2 separate regions of the Homo sapiens genome follow, and region 1 is linked to region 2. Evidence: chromatin contacts called from ENCODE Hi-C data. All regions are on one chromosome and are shown on one strand. The core of a region is the stretch at or near the end of the contact, and the rest is flanking DNA. Distances in the headings are between cores, read along the strand shown.

Region 1 (6,495 bases), core at 1,659-4,158, 130 kb before region 2:
ATTGAAGTTGGATATTGGCTTCCAGGTTTTCTTGATGCAAAAATCTTTGAAATTATTCATTTAACTAGATTTTCAGAAATTAAATTGCTGGGTTAAGGAGATTTGGATACATATTGCCAAATTATTTTTCCAAAAGGCTTTAACTAATTTATTCCACCACCAGCAACAGAGGACAGAGCAATTTTTGTCATTCTTAAGTATGTCATAAGCCATATTCATACTCCAGCCTGGGCAACAAGAGCGAAACTTCCTCTTAAAAAAAAAAGAAATGCATATTATAATTTGTAACATGACAATTTTATAGGTGAAAAATAAAATCCCGGTTTAAAATTTTGTATGTTTTTTTATGACTAGTGAGATTGCATTTTTTTCAAATGTATTTTCCAGTCTGAGATCCATTTTTGTAAGTTGTTTGTCCGGTATGGCTCCAGTGCATTATTCTGTTGGGTGTTAGAATACAGAACATCTTCAACATAGATTCAGTTTGGTGTCCTGATTGTGAACATGACTCCATTTGTGTTATATGTGTGTGATTGTATTCAACTAGGAATATGTGCTTTTTGGCTAATGTACAAAATGCTGGGTGCGCCAGAGATGTGTCTGAAATTCATGGGATGAGACTTTTACCTATTTCTCCTTCCACAGACTCTTTAGTTGTAGCTGGAGAAAAGGCAAGTGAATTCCTTTTGGAGCTGGGTAGAAAGGGCATGGAGTTAAGGGTCACGAAGTCAGCACATTCCCTTGTGGAATTGTGCCTGTAATCTGCTGATTTCTACCCTGATTCTCTACCTCTCATTTTGCCTGAAGTGACACTGTCCCTAGACCAGTCCGTGGCCAGCCCACATCATTTCTTTTAGGGTTATCTGAGGATCTGAGGTCCATGTGTTTCACAAGTACCCACAGGATGTGCCCACCATTTCCCTGCAATTCAATTCCAAGTCTGCGTTCTGAAGTAGAGGTTTCAACCCTGGGAGATACTTGTGGGTGTTGGAAGTGAGGGGTGGGCCTGGGGAAGGACTGAGTCATGAGGGTCACCAGGGCCTCAAGGAAGAGAAAGTTTCACCAGCTTCACCTCTTCAGAAGGGATCTCAGCCATGCAGATTCTTGGAGGGAATTAGGAGGCTTTTAAAGTTACAGAGATGTCCTCAGCTCTGAGCAATGTTCTGAGGAGTAAAGTCGTCATCAGCCCATTTTGGCCCTATGTGGGCATCCTCTTTCCCACTCTTTCCTCTTGGGAGGAGGGACTCCAGTTTCACAGCTTGCCAGGGCTTTGGGCTTGTAGTATGGGAAGAATATGGAGCTAGGTGGAACTCTTGACCATAAGGATTTCATTTCCTGGTGACTTGAATCTTTAGGCCCAGAGGCTGTTCAGAATCTAACCAGCTACAACAAAATTGGGACTTGAGGGGGATTAAGAAAAACTTGGCTTTAAAAATTAGAATTAACAACAAGAGAATGGTTAAATGAGTTCAGGTATAAAAGACTGCAATAGTTAAAAAGAAATAAGGATACAGACATAAAAAGATCTTTGAGATGTACTGTTAATTGAAGAAAACAAGTTGTAGAATAAATTTTAAAATACAATCATGTTTATGCAAAAGAACAACAACAAAAAAACCTAGCTTTCTCCCCGCCACAGGTACATGCATGAAACCATACCCAGGAGGTTAGGAAGATGCCACACTCAATGGATGACAGTGGCTGCCTCTGGGGAGTGTGTGTGAAGGTCGACCAGACCTTGCACTTTGTTTTGTTCACATTTTAAAAGATAATGTAACTACGTCTTTCTGCTGTAATCAGAAATAAAAAAAATAGAACAACTGGCTTGAAAATCTAGGATGCAAATCCTTCTGCTTATCTGAGACCCAGGTGGTCACTGGTTCAGTCCTGATGCAGAGCAATGGCACTGACATTGAAATTGCACTCAAAGAAACCGAGCTGCAGCTCACCATGGACATGTTGTAGGATTCCAACCAGGAAGTGCTCTGAGCTTCACAGGGTTGCTGTGAGTATTAAATGAGATAATATATGAATGTGCTTTGCAAAAGTTAAAGTGGGAGACACATATAAGGTAGAAATACTATACTGTGTCATTACATTCTTGTACTAGCTCCCAAAGTGAAAGTGGGATAAGAATGCAAGCACCACAACCCGATGAAGTAGATATTATTATGATCATCTCCATTCCCCAGCTGAGGAGTTAAGTTTTAGTTAATTTTCTATTGGTCATTCGGCTGTTCAGCTGCAGTCAGAACTTGAACCCAGGCTCCCTGCTGTTCTCAACTGCCACTGCATGTTGAAGCACTCGGACACATTTACAGCCATGTGTATATATATTTACCGTTTCCTTCTTGGAGCAGTTCTGACAAAGCTGAGATTTAAACCTCCAAGAACAAATATATGAAACTGATTCTAAGCACTGTAGAGTATTTATGATGTGTTTGTGCTAGGCATTGTAGGAATAACAAGTGGCTAACATTTTCTGATCATCTGCTGTGTGCAAGACCGTCTTCTAAGCGCTTTACATGTATTAGTGCGCACAACTTTATGCAAGAGGTACTACTATCCCCACTTTACAGTTGAGAAAAATGCTGCACAGAGAGTTTAAATATCTTGCTCAAAGCAAAGACGTTTAAGATATGGTCTCTACCCTGAGTCCAATATGCGTGAAATAAAACAATGGAGAAGTGCTGCAATGCAGCTATTTACAAAGTTCCAAGGGCGCTCAGAGAGTACCATCCCTGCAGGGGAAAGCGAAGCACTTCGTGTGAGATCCTGAAAGTCCGGGGTGAGCCACTTCAAGCAGGGGCGGGGCGCGTGTGCAAGGCCCTGGGCTGAATTAATGAGAACCCGATCTCATGTTCTGGGTCAGAACCGAGCTCCATCCGGACTGCAGCGCAAGCCAAAGAAATGCAGTGGCTGCTGTCCCGGCTGGGCCCTTCTGCATACCCCGGGGGCATCGGGCCAGGGAGCCGTGCTCCCCTTGGGCCGCGGGGTTGGTAAGCAGCAAACCGAGCTGAAGCGGCCAAGAACCCTCCCGTAGGGCAGAGTGAGGATTGGCGGGAGAGAAAAGCCTAAAGGGACTGTAGCAATTGGCTGCCGCCTTTTCCACCGTAGGAGGATCGGGCTGACACTCCCAGCGTTGGGACTTATTCAGGTAAAGATTATGTCTGGAGCCCCATCTTGCTTCAGAGACCTCCCGTTCTGCGCTTATCACTGCGTCCCCGGAAACCAGACGTCCCTTAAGAGACTTAGCCAATTATCATCCACGGCCATTACCGTGGAGAGCCTAGCGCTGTCAGCGAGTTTCTGATTGGCTGTTGCTGGAAGGGGGCGGGCCCGGAGAAGAACCGTGCAGCGTGCGGAAGGAGCCCTACTTGCCCACCGTTCTCTCCAACTCAGGACGGACGGCGCCGCCAAGTGGTCTGTAGGGGTAATGCCTCGTGCTGTTGCCCCGCAGAGGGCGGGCTTGGCTTGCCAGGCTCCTGGAGAGGAAAGCCTTTTAACCTAAATGAAGTAGAAAGAGAAATACCTAAACTTGAATAGGAATCAGTCGTGCTGAATAAGAGAGCTCTTAGTCAGAATGCGTGTCGTCGGTTCCAGCTCCACATTAACTCAGTTTCCTTTCTTTCCTGAGCCTCATCTGTCAGATGGGGATAATGATAATACCTATCTCCAAGGCTTGCCATGAGGTTTCAATGAAATTAATATGTTTAAGGTTCGCACAGTGCCATGCGCATAATAGGTACACGATAAGCAATAACTGGTGGGGATCAGTGCACTGGTTAAGAGTGAGCATTCTGGGTCAGTGCCGTGACTCACACCTATAATCTCAGCATTTTGTGAGGCTGAGGCAGGAGGATTGCTTGAGTCCAAGAGTTTGAGAGCAGCCTGGGAAACATAGTGTGACCCTCTCTCTACAAAAAATAAAATTATCTAGACGTGTGATGTGTGCCTGTAGTCCCAGCTACTTGGGTGGCTGAGGTGGGAGGATCACTTGAGCCTGGGAGGTCGAGGCTGCAATGAGATGAGATTGCACCACAGCACTATAGCCTGGGTGACAGAGTGAGACCTTGTCTCAAAAAAAAAAAAAAAGAAAAAAACAAAAAGAATGAGAATTTTGCCGTTTGAAAGAATACCTGTTGAGTCCCAAGCCTGCATAGCACTAGCATGGTGAGATTACATAGCCTCCCTGTCGCAGTTTCCTCATCTGGAAATGAGACTAACAATAACACCTACTTCATGGAATTGTGGTTTAATTGTGGTACTGATAAAATACCCAATACAAAGCAATCAGTAAATGTTGGCCCCTATTATTCATATCATTTATGAGGAAGGGAATAATGATTATTATTTCCCTTCTTCCTCCCCCAGGCAATAGGCTACTTCAGCCTGAGTTGGCCCTTCTGAAAGAGGAATAGTGGCTTGCTTTGTCTGGAGTTAGTCTGTAAACCTATCACACTCACACGTATGAACATAGGACTTGGAAAATCTCTATATCACACTCTTGCCCACAGTTTACATTATTCTTTTAGGCACTGTTTTCTTAAGCCCCGTTGGCACCTGACGAAAGCATAACATTATAATGATTAACTTATTGGAGTAGAATTGGTTTATTAGAGTATCTTTTAAGTTGGCTGTAGTGTTCAACAGTATTCTGAGGGCAGTGTACATAGAAGGACATGTACTGATGAAGACAAGGGTTTCAGGGGTTTGAAATCAAAGGACATAAGTCAGCATATACTCTAGGGTGAGCCTGGGTTGGGACCAATGATGGTGAAGTGTGTAGCGGTGGTTGGGTGATTGGTTGGGAGCAGGGAAGTCTGGAGTGTTTCTGAGTCATGGGAAGATTACTGGACAGACTTGGAGACTTGAATTCTGGCTAAAACGAATTCACTCTCTGGCTGTGTGATCTTGGACAAGTCACTTATATTTTCTGAGAACTGATTTCTTTGTAGTAAAATGAAAATAGAATATGATTCTTGTGTGTAGTGCGTAATAAGTACTCTATAACTGCTAGTTATTTGTTGTTATTCATAGTATCACAAATAATTCCTCCTCAAACGTATGTTGCGAGAATCATGGAGAAATCTGATCTGTTTTTATATTTCAAGAGTGATGAGTGCCTAAGATCACCAAATTAACAGTTTGGGAGTTTGGCAAGGGTTAGTCTACCTTTCCTTTCTTTTCCATTTTGTAGTTCTTATCTTCTCTTCTGTCCTTAATTAAAAGTCTATCCTTCAAGTCACACAAGTGACCCAGTTCAGTGAGGACCTTCATGGTTCTTTGGATGCCTCCCTGCTGTACCATACGTTTGACCACCTCCCATCATCTGCCCCACCCATTTCCTTCTCTTCTGGCCTATAGGAGAGGACTCTAGCTAGAGCTTAGGCCCTGTGTACAGTGGTCTCATGTATCTTGGCAGCCCCAGGATTCCAGGGTTCTTCTTTGGATGAATGACCTTGTAATTGAAGCCCAAAGTTTAAGGCTGGTACTGCTGAGCACATACTGTGGAGGTAAGTGGGTAGGACAGCTGACACCCTCTCCAATTAATCATCCAGCAATAATTTTGGTGCGGTTACTATAGCCTGGTTACTTTGGAGGCCACATTCTTCCATTCTGAAGATATATGTAGAGTTATTTCTCAGTTAAAAATGAAGACAGGCATAATTTTTAGTGGGAAAATATGGGGCTTTTGTGTTGGGCAGATTTAAATTTGAATCTGGTCCTTTACTATGTGATCTTAGAACTAGTTGCTTATTTTCACAGTTTGCTTATCTATAGAATGGGGACAATTGGAATAACAGTAGTAAAAAGGAGTGAACTTTTGATAAATAGAATAACGTAGATGAATCTTAAAATAATCATGTTGGATATAAGATGCAAGACAAAAAGATTACATACCGAGATTATGTTTATATAAAGTTCTAGAAAATGCAAACTTATCTGTAGTGTCAGAAAGCAGGTCAGTGGTTGCCTGGGGACGAGCAAGTGGAGGGGCAGGAGGAAGGATTACAAAGAGAGAGAGGAAAACTTTGGGAGCTGATAGATATGTTCATTACCTTGATTGCAATATGGCTTCCCAGGTATATACATATATCTAAACTTATTAAATTGCACATTTTAAATATGTGCAGTTTATGACATCAGTCTTTCAATAAACTGTTAAAATGGGGATAATAAAATGTATTCATAAATAGTTGGTGATGTTTTAATGAAGAAAACATGTTAAAGTGCCAGAAATACAGCAGGCGATCAATAATGGGCACTCACTTCTTTCCCATTTTCATACTTTAAAAAAGAACACTAGGGAATTAACTTTAGCATAATATTTATATGACAAAGCCTATAAGTGGCACCAATAGCTTAAGTAATATAGAATACACATTTTCCTGTCTTTCTTGGTATCATAGGTACAGTATTATAAAGATTAAATGATGCAATCACATAAAGAACTTTGAACATTTCTGGGCATATAGTAAGTACTTGTTAATT
Region 2 (7,226 bases), core at 2,017-4,516:
GGATGAAACATTGAACTACTTTTATAAGTAATAAAAGGGAATCTGAGCACTTTACTATTGTGTAAATTCTATTAATTTAGTTTTTGTGTTAGAAACTTGCTAGATATTAATAAATTCCATTTCCTTTTCCTGGGCAAGAGGAAGACTGCAGTTCTCATTCTTTGCAGTTGGTTTGAGGCCATGTCACAAAACCCATTGTGCAATCTTTCACACTTGCTTTCCCTTTGTGTTGATGACGACAATGTCAAAAGATGCATGGAGACTTAATCCTTGGGTCATTTAAAATTCTTAATTATTCCATAATTATTTTTGTCATCAAAACCATTATAATTTAAGCAATTAAAAAATTCTCCATATTTCTTCACCTTATTAGTTATTTTAATTCTGTATGTGAAAGATGAAATAAGAAACATGGTAAGTTGGCAATTTTAAAATAATGACATAATTCTAAAGGAAATTACTTTAGACATGAGATAGAGGATAAGGGAGAAAGACTTAAAAATTTAATATTCAGAGGTTGGACAAATGAAACACTGACAAATAACCTTTCAAAGCTCATCTCAATGTGAATGTTTCTGAAACTTGATTATATGCCCCCATGTTAAAATCAATGCTTTTTTCAAATGCTACAACAAATGACTCCTGAAGGGTCCAGTTTGCTTTTCAATACAGCTTAAAATCAACGGGAAAATATTAGTGCAGTAAAGCATGTAGTATTGTAATAGAATTTTTCTCTCCATTTACCTCAGTGGCAATGCTTCAACAGAGTTGTATGAGCAGTCGTGATATGCAATATATTATTTTTATAAATCTTAATAAAAATACACTTTTTTATCAGCTTTTTCAAGATTGATATACTCTGGTCAATATGACACAAATCTTGTTGAAAAATTACAGGTAAAACACAAGATAAGCATGCAATCAATTTAAAGCACAGTTTGTCCTGGTGAACAGTTTGTAATGACTAATCTGTAGGAACCTTGATTACTCAGTTGAATTGAGGTACTAGCCTGGCATGGTACCAGGCTTCCTGTTCATGCATGTCCATCCACCCACCCAGTTGCTGCCTCTACTTCATAATACGCTCTCCCACATCTCTGCTTTAGCCTCACACTTTGAATATTCTTATTTTTGTGGATGCAACTGCTTTTTGTGTGAGCATATCTACAGCTTCATTAACCTTTATTCCTTTGAAACTCAGGTTCCTCCTTAGGTTTAATTTATGTCTTTCTGCTTTTGAATTTTCAAAGATGGGCTTGAATAACAATGGGAGCATTTGGGAAAATCTAATAATTATCCCAGCTTGGCCACTACCAAATTGCATAATTGCAAGCAAATTATCCTACGTTGCTGAATCTCTAACTTACTGTCAGGAACTGATGACAATTAACCACTATTTAACTCGAAATAGATGATTCATTTCGATATTTGTCCTTTAAAATGCTAGAAAAACCTATTATGGCTGATAAGAGGGCTATAAAAAACAGTGTGGCGTGGAGCTTTGCATCAGAAAAGCTGTGTGCATCTAGGCTCTGCCATTTATTGACATAAAATCTGAGACAAGTAGTTTCATCTCTGCATTTGTTTCTTCAAATATGGACTGGGGTAATTTTACTAATCACAGGGATGTTTTGCGAATGAGATGGGGTCATGTAAACAAGTGCCTAGCACAGTACTGCTCTGTAGAAAGGGCTCAGTAAAAACTTAAGTTGGAAAACATTAGGTACGAAACCCAAGTTCCCCTGCAAAGGGCATACAGCAGTGAAAAATGACAGTCCTATAAGTGTCAGCTGTCTGTTTGTTGATCCAGGGTAATTCAAAATTTATTCTGAATAATGAATTCTGATTTAATAATTCCTATTTTTTACTACTTTTTGTTTTAGAGATAGGGTCTCAGTGGCACAATCCTAGCTCACTGCAGCCTTGAACTCCTGGGCTCAAGCATCCTCCCACTGTAGCCTCCTGAGTAGCTGGGACTACAGGTGCACATCACCATGCCCAGCTAATTTTTATTTTTGTAGAGACAGGGTTTCGCTATGTTGCCCAGGGTGGTCTTGAACTCCTGGCCTCAAGTGATTATCCCACTTTGGCCTCCCAAAACTCTGGGATTACAGACATGAGCCACTGTGCCTGGCTTAATGCTTGTTATTTAATTAACTTTGAAAGTAAAGAAGGAAAAAAGGGGAGGGTTTTTAAAAAAAATTTACTTATTTTACTAATTACTTATAGTTCTGAAAGAAAACCAGTCAGTAAATCAAAAGTCCTGCCAATTCACTCCTTGCTCCAAACCTGCTAGAGTCCGTGGTATTTGGAATAAAATCTAGTCCTCACCAGGGCCCACAGAGCCCTCCCTCAGTTGCAGGCTGCCTCTGTGCCTCTCTGGCTCCGCTCTGCTCCTCACCTGCTCTTCTCAGCCCCACCTGCCTTCGTGCAGCTTTTGTATACTCTGAGTCCGTTCCCATCTGAAGCCCTGTGACACTGCCACCCTTTACTTGGAATGTTACTTACCTTCCTTACAGGTTTTTGCGTAGCTAGGTCCTTTCCATTCAGTGTCCCCTCCAATCACACTTTCTCAGTAAGAAATCTCTAAAATAGACACCTCTGCCCCTCACCCCGTCACCCTCTCTCTCATTAATCTACATATTTTTCTGATGAAATTATAAAAATATAAAAAGCATGTATTACTTAAAGTTATGTATATATTTGTTTACTTTTTATCTGTCTCTCCCACTAAAGGTAAGTTCTAAGAGAGCAGATGATGTCTTGTTCATTGCCATCCCTTGTCAAAGAGGAAAATACATGTTATTACATAATATATCTAATAACTACACACTATGTATTATAAATCAAGAAATATTACCTGGAGTACCGCTCCCTGGATCAGTGCTCAGCACCCGTAGGCATTCATAAATTTTTACTGCACGAATGCATTTTCTGTGTGGATTGACCTTCTTACTATTTTAGACATTGGGATACAGTGTTTAACATGTGAGAAAACAGTAAAAGGTCCAAATGTTAGGGACTCAGAGCTCTCTGCAACTGAGAGCTTGCTTAAGAAAATACTTTTAGGAGCATTGGTTTCCTTTTGGAAAAACAGGAAAAAGAGAAAGAGGTTATAGGAGGAAGATGTTGACTCAGGACCCCAGAATTGCTTTGGATGCCAAGGACCTTCTAGAAATTGGAAATGACATGATTTCTAGGACAATGTGGAAGATGTGACTATTGGGCCGTGGGGTGGAGAGAAAGGTCATTATAAGAGTCAGGACTGGAGACCAAGGCTGGGCCTGACAAAGATGAAACTGAAACTGAAATGAGACTGGGTGACTCTGTGTGTGTGGTTTTTTTTTTTTTTTTTTTTTTTTGAGACAGAGTGTCGCTCTGTCGCCCAGGCTGGAGTGCAGTGGCGGGATCTCGGCTCACTGCAAGCTCCGCCTCCCAGGTTCACGCCATTCTACTGCCTCAGCCTCCCGAGTAGCTGGGACTACAGGCGCCCGCCACTACGCCCGGCTAATTTTTTGTATTTTTAGTACAGACGGGGTTTCACCGTTTTAGCCGGGATGGTCTTGATCTCCTGACCTCGTGATCCGCCCGCCTCGGCCTCCCAAAGTGCTGGGATTACAGGTGTGAGCCACTGCACCTGGCCTGGGTGACTGTGTTTTGTTCGTGAAAGCTACTGACATGGGCCAGCCCACAAGGACGCTGAATGCTGCCAGGCTGACCTACAGGGTGGCCTCTGTGATTCTGTCCTGCACGTGGATGATGTCCATCACAGCCATATTCCCTCCCACCCCGTCTCCTGCCCTCTCATCACAATTATTATTATTATTATTTTTACCTTTATGGCCTTATTTGCTTTCTACATTTATGACATTTTAATCTTTTTAAATTTGCAAAGAAAGGTATGCTTAAGATAATGATTCAAATATTACAGAAGGGTTTCTGAGAAAAGCAACTGGCTCCAGTCCCGTGTAGCTTCTTCCCTCAGTTCTGGTTCCTGGAGGCCACTTCTTGTAACTACTTGTATTTTTAGTGCTGATGTTTAGTGCCAAAACTCTAGATTAGTCCTGTCCAATGGAAATCTAATGTGAGCCATATATACCATTTTAAATTACAGGCACACCAAAAAAGTAAAAGTACACATATAAAACGAATTTTAATAATATATTTAATTTAACCTAGTATATCCAATATATTATTTCAACACATAATATAAAGATTATTAATGAGATAGTTTTCATTTTTATGTTGTTTTTGAAATTGGTTGTATATTTTAAACTTGCAGCAGATGACAATTTAAGTGCCCAACACCCACATGTGATTGGTGGCCACTATATTGCACAGTGGCCCTCCAGGTAATATTTCTTGATTTATAATATATAGTGTGTAGTTATTTAGATATATATTATGTAATAACATGTATTTCGTCTTTGATAGGAAAAAAAGGTTGCTTACACACAGCTCTCTCCTCATGTTTTCTTTCTAATGCTTTTAGATATATACATGTATTTGTATTATACATAATTTATACTTATAATTTTAGTTCTTTTATTGGCTACTTTTATAACTTTATTTTTATTTATTTATTTATTTATTTATTTTTTTGAGGCGGAGTTTGACTCTTGTTGCCCAGGCTGGAGTGCAATGGCGTGATCTTGGCTTACTACAACCTCTGCCTCCAGATTCAAGAGATTCTCCTGTCTCAGCCTCCCAAGTAGCTGGGATTACAGGTGCCTGCCACAAAGCCTGGGTAATTTTTTGTATTTTTAGTAGAGACTGGGTTTCACCATGTTGGCCAGGCTGGTCTCGAACTCCTGACATCAGGTGATCCGCATGCCTCTGCCTCCCAAAGTGCTGGTATTACAGGTGCGAGCCACTGCACCCAGCCAGTTACTTTTATAACTTTAAATAATGTCCTTGAAGCTTTGTTTCTGGTTCTTTAGCTTCAATAATATCTCAATTATATGTCTTAACCCCTCATTTTAGGATGTTACCATTCCTACCACATTCTATACATTTCCTTCCTCTGTCTAAGTTCCATCTTCCATCAGCTCTGATTATATTGGACTCCAGTTGTAAATATTTATATTTGATTCTGCAACCATGTGTTTTAGCCTTTCTAAAAAATTAAATGTACATGGAGTGAGAGAACCTCTGTGTATTAATTTTGATTAATACAGATGGCAATCCAGACAACCATAACTTGATCTACACAGAGCTCAAGTCTAAACAGAGAAGGACTTCCCTTTCTACCAACCAGTAGATTATGTGGTCATGGTTTTTGATAATGGAATGAAATACCAGATACTAATTTGAACTGGGGCTTTTATTATTTTATGAGTCCATTCCTGGAGATTAAATATAGTAAGGAAGTAGATTCACATTTGATGTGTAAATGATTTTTCCTCCTTCTGAAAAGCTAACTCTTACGGATCAGGATTATTGTTCTGCAGAGATCAAATGCTGAGACCCCAGAATCAAAGGAAACACAGGGTCAGAGAGGTCATGTGAATTTTAGTGGCACTGGGGCTGACGTTCACAGAGAAGTGTATTTGCAGTTATTTTTGTTTTCTAAATCAGAATTTGGTGTATTAAAATTACCAACTAAAAATATTTTCAATTGAACAATGATTACTCAACTCATAATTACTATTTATAAATCCAGTAAATGTTACCAATCACTTTAAAAGAGTTTATTAATTAACTTGATTAATTTTGCTCCCTTAAACATTTTAAACTTTAATGGACTTGCTTTTCTGAAGAGCCAAACACTTAACAAGTTATTCATCTGTAAGTACCTAAAATGCTCTAGTTAATTTAGTACGTTTATAAATATTGTAAATCTCAAGTTCTTTGATATATTCTAATAGTATATACAAACATAAGCAAATCATTTATATCTTTTAACTTAAAATCATATCTAAAAATCAATTATTTATATATAAATTGGGATGATCAGACTAATCTGCCAGATGCTTTGATGTATCAGATTCCTTAAGCCACTTAAAAATATTGATACCATGGATTTATTTATTTTATCACCTCTATTTATCTCCCAATATTCTTGGCATTAAAAGGCCTTCACCCACTGAGGACAGGGTTACCATCCTGAGTGAATTAGGGTTACTTTTCAACTGGCTGAGAGGGCTAATTGACCAGAGATTTGGGGTTGGGGCAAGAGTAGGAGCTGCAGACGTTAAGGGAGGTTTATCTTTACGGCTGTGTTGAAATGATAATATGTTGGATATACTAGATTAAATAAAATATATGATTAAATATATTATTTGCCCAAGGATCTGATATGTAAATTCCAATTGTTTTGCAACCTAGGTCCCAGGAGTTCAAATTAAGGCCTTCTTAATTCTTGTGTGACGTATTGCACCTTTATTGCTTGATCTTGGTAAATAAAATTCTGTAACTCCTACCCAAGTTGTTTTATGATGAGATGGTAGTCAGTGAACTAATTTAAGGTTAGAGTCCATCCTTAATTCTTTTTCTCCTCTTCTCTTACTGACAGGGCTGGGACTTACATGTATTTGAATGAATTCTATATATTTCCCCTCTTTTCCTGACTCTTCAGTGACAATCCTAAGACCATGCTAATAACAGAAGACAGTAATCCCTTTTCTTAGCCAAACAATTTGGAAGCCATGATTTTCTTTGCATATCATGAAAGTGACCATGGTGTTGGATATTGTGGTAGAACTTTCAAGTAAAAAAGAACTGTCATTCAACTGAATTGGAAGCCTCCAAGACTGCTGAGCACCCCATGTCTTCGAGTGCACCGAGGCTGGAGGAATGCTACAGAGGGAAACTTGCTTTGGAAGAAGGTGGTCTTCATAGCTTCCAATGTCTCCTATGCTCCCATAAATAAGAGCAGAAAACAGAGACTATAAAACTTTTGGGTCTCTGATTTTTCAGACTCTTTTCTTATTAATTCCAGCATATGCACCTACTGATGATGACTTCCTGAGTGACTGATGTGTGCCAGGTCCTGTAGTTGTTATAGTTAAAGAGAATAAAAGATCCTTCCATTGCTATGGTGATATTTTTGCCACTAACCAGTTACTCATCACTCCCAGTTGGAACATAGCTAATATCATAGGTCAGTATCTGAAGTGTTCCTTGTGTCATACTTCTCCAGGGGACAGAATTGCAGGACTCTGAAATTCTTTCTGCTGACCTTTGCGCCTTTTCTGACTGCAGTGTGCAACCATGTGTGTCTTCTC

What was found. Hi-C counts contacts between places; a loop is a spot of excess contacts on that map. Pooled maps may share reads with other maps.
Region 1: a pooled map shows a loop between it and region 2 (4-fold over the local background). The contact joins two enhancer-like sites. A Hi-C loop is called at or near these places in 9 of 37 single-sample maps with no recorded cell type and 6 of 50 pooled maps.

The regions. Positions count from the first base shown.
Region 1 is chr2:41,837,769-41,844,263 of GRCh38, reverse strand. No RefSeq gene overlaps it. Among named protein-coding and RNA genes, the nearest start is that of LINC01913, 37 kb to the left of the region's middle. Within about 2 kb of position 2,908, at least 19 of the 41 ENCODE cell types and tissues checked have a DNase peak (open chromatin) inside an H3K27ac peak, as active enhancers do.
Region 2 is chr2:41,711,876-41,719,101 of GRCh38, reverse strand. No RefSeq gene overlaps it. Among named protein-coding and RNA genes, the nearest start is that of LINC01913, 160 kb to the left of the region's middle. RefSeq lists an enhancer at 3,164-3,273. Within about 2 kb of position 3,266, at least 5 of the 41 ENCODE cell types and tissues checked have a DNase peak (open chromatin) inside an H3K27ac peak, as active enhancers do.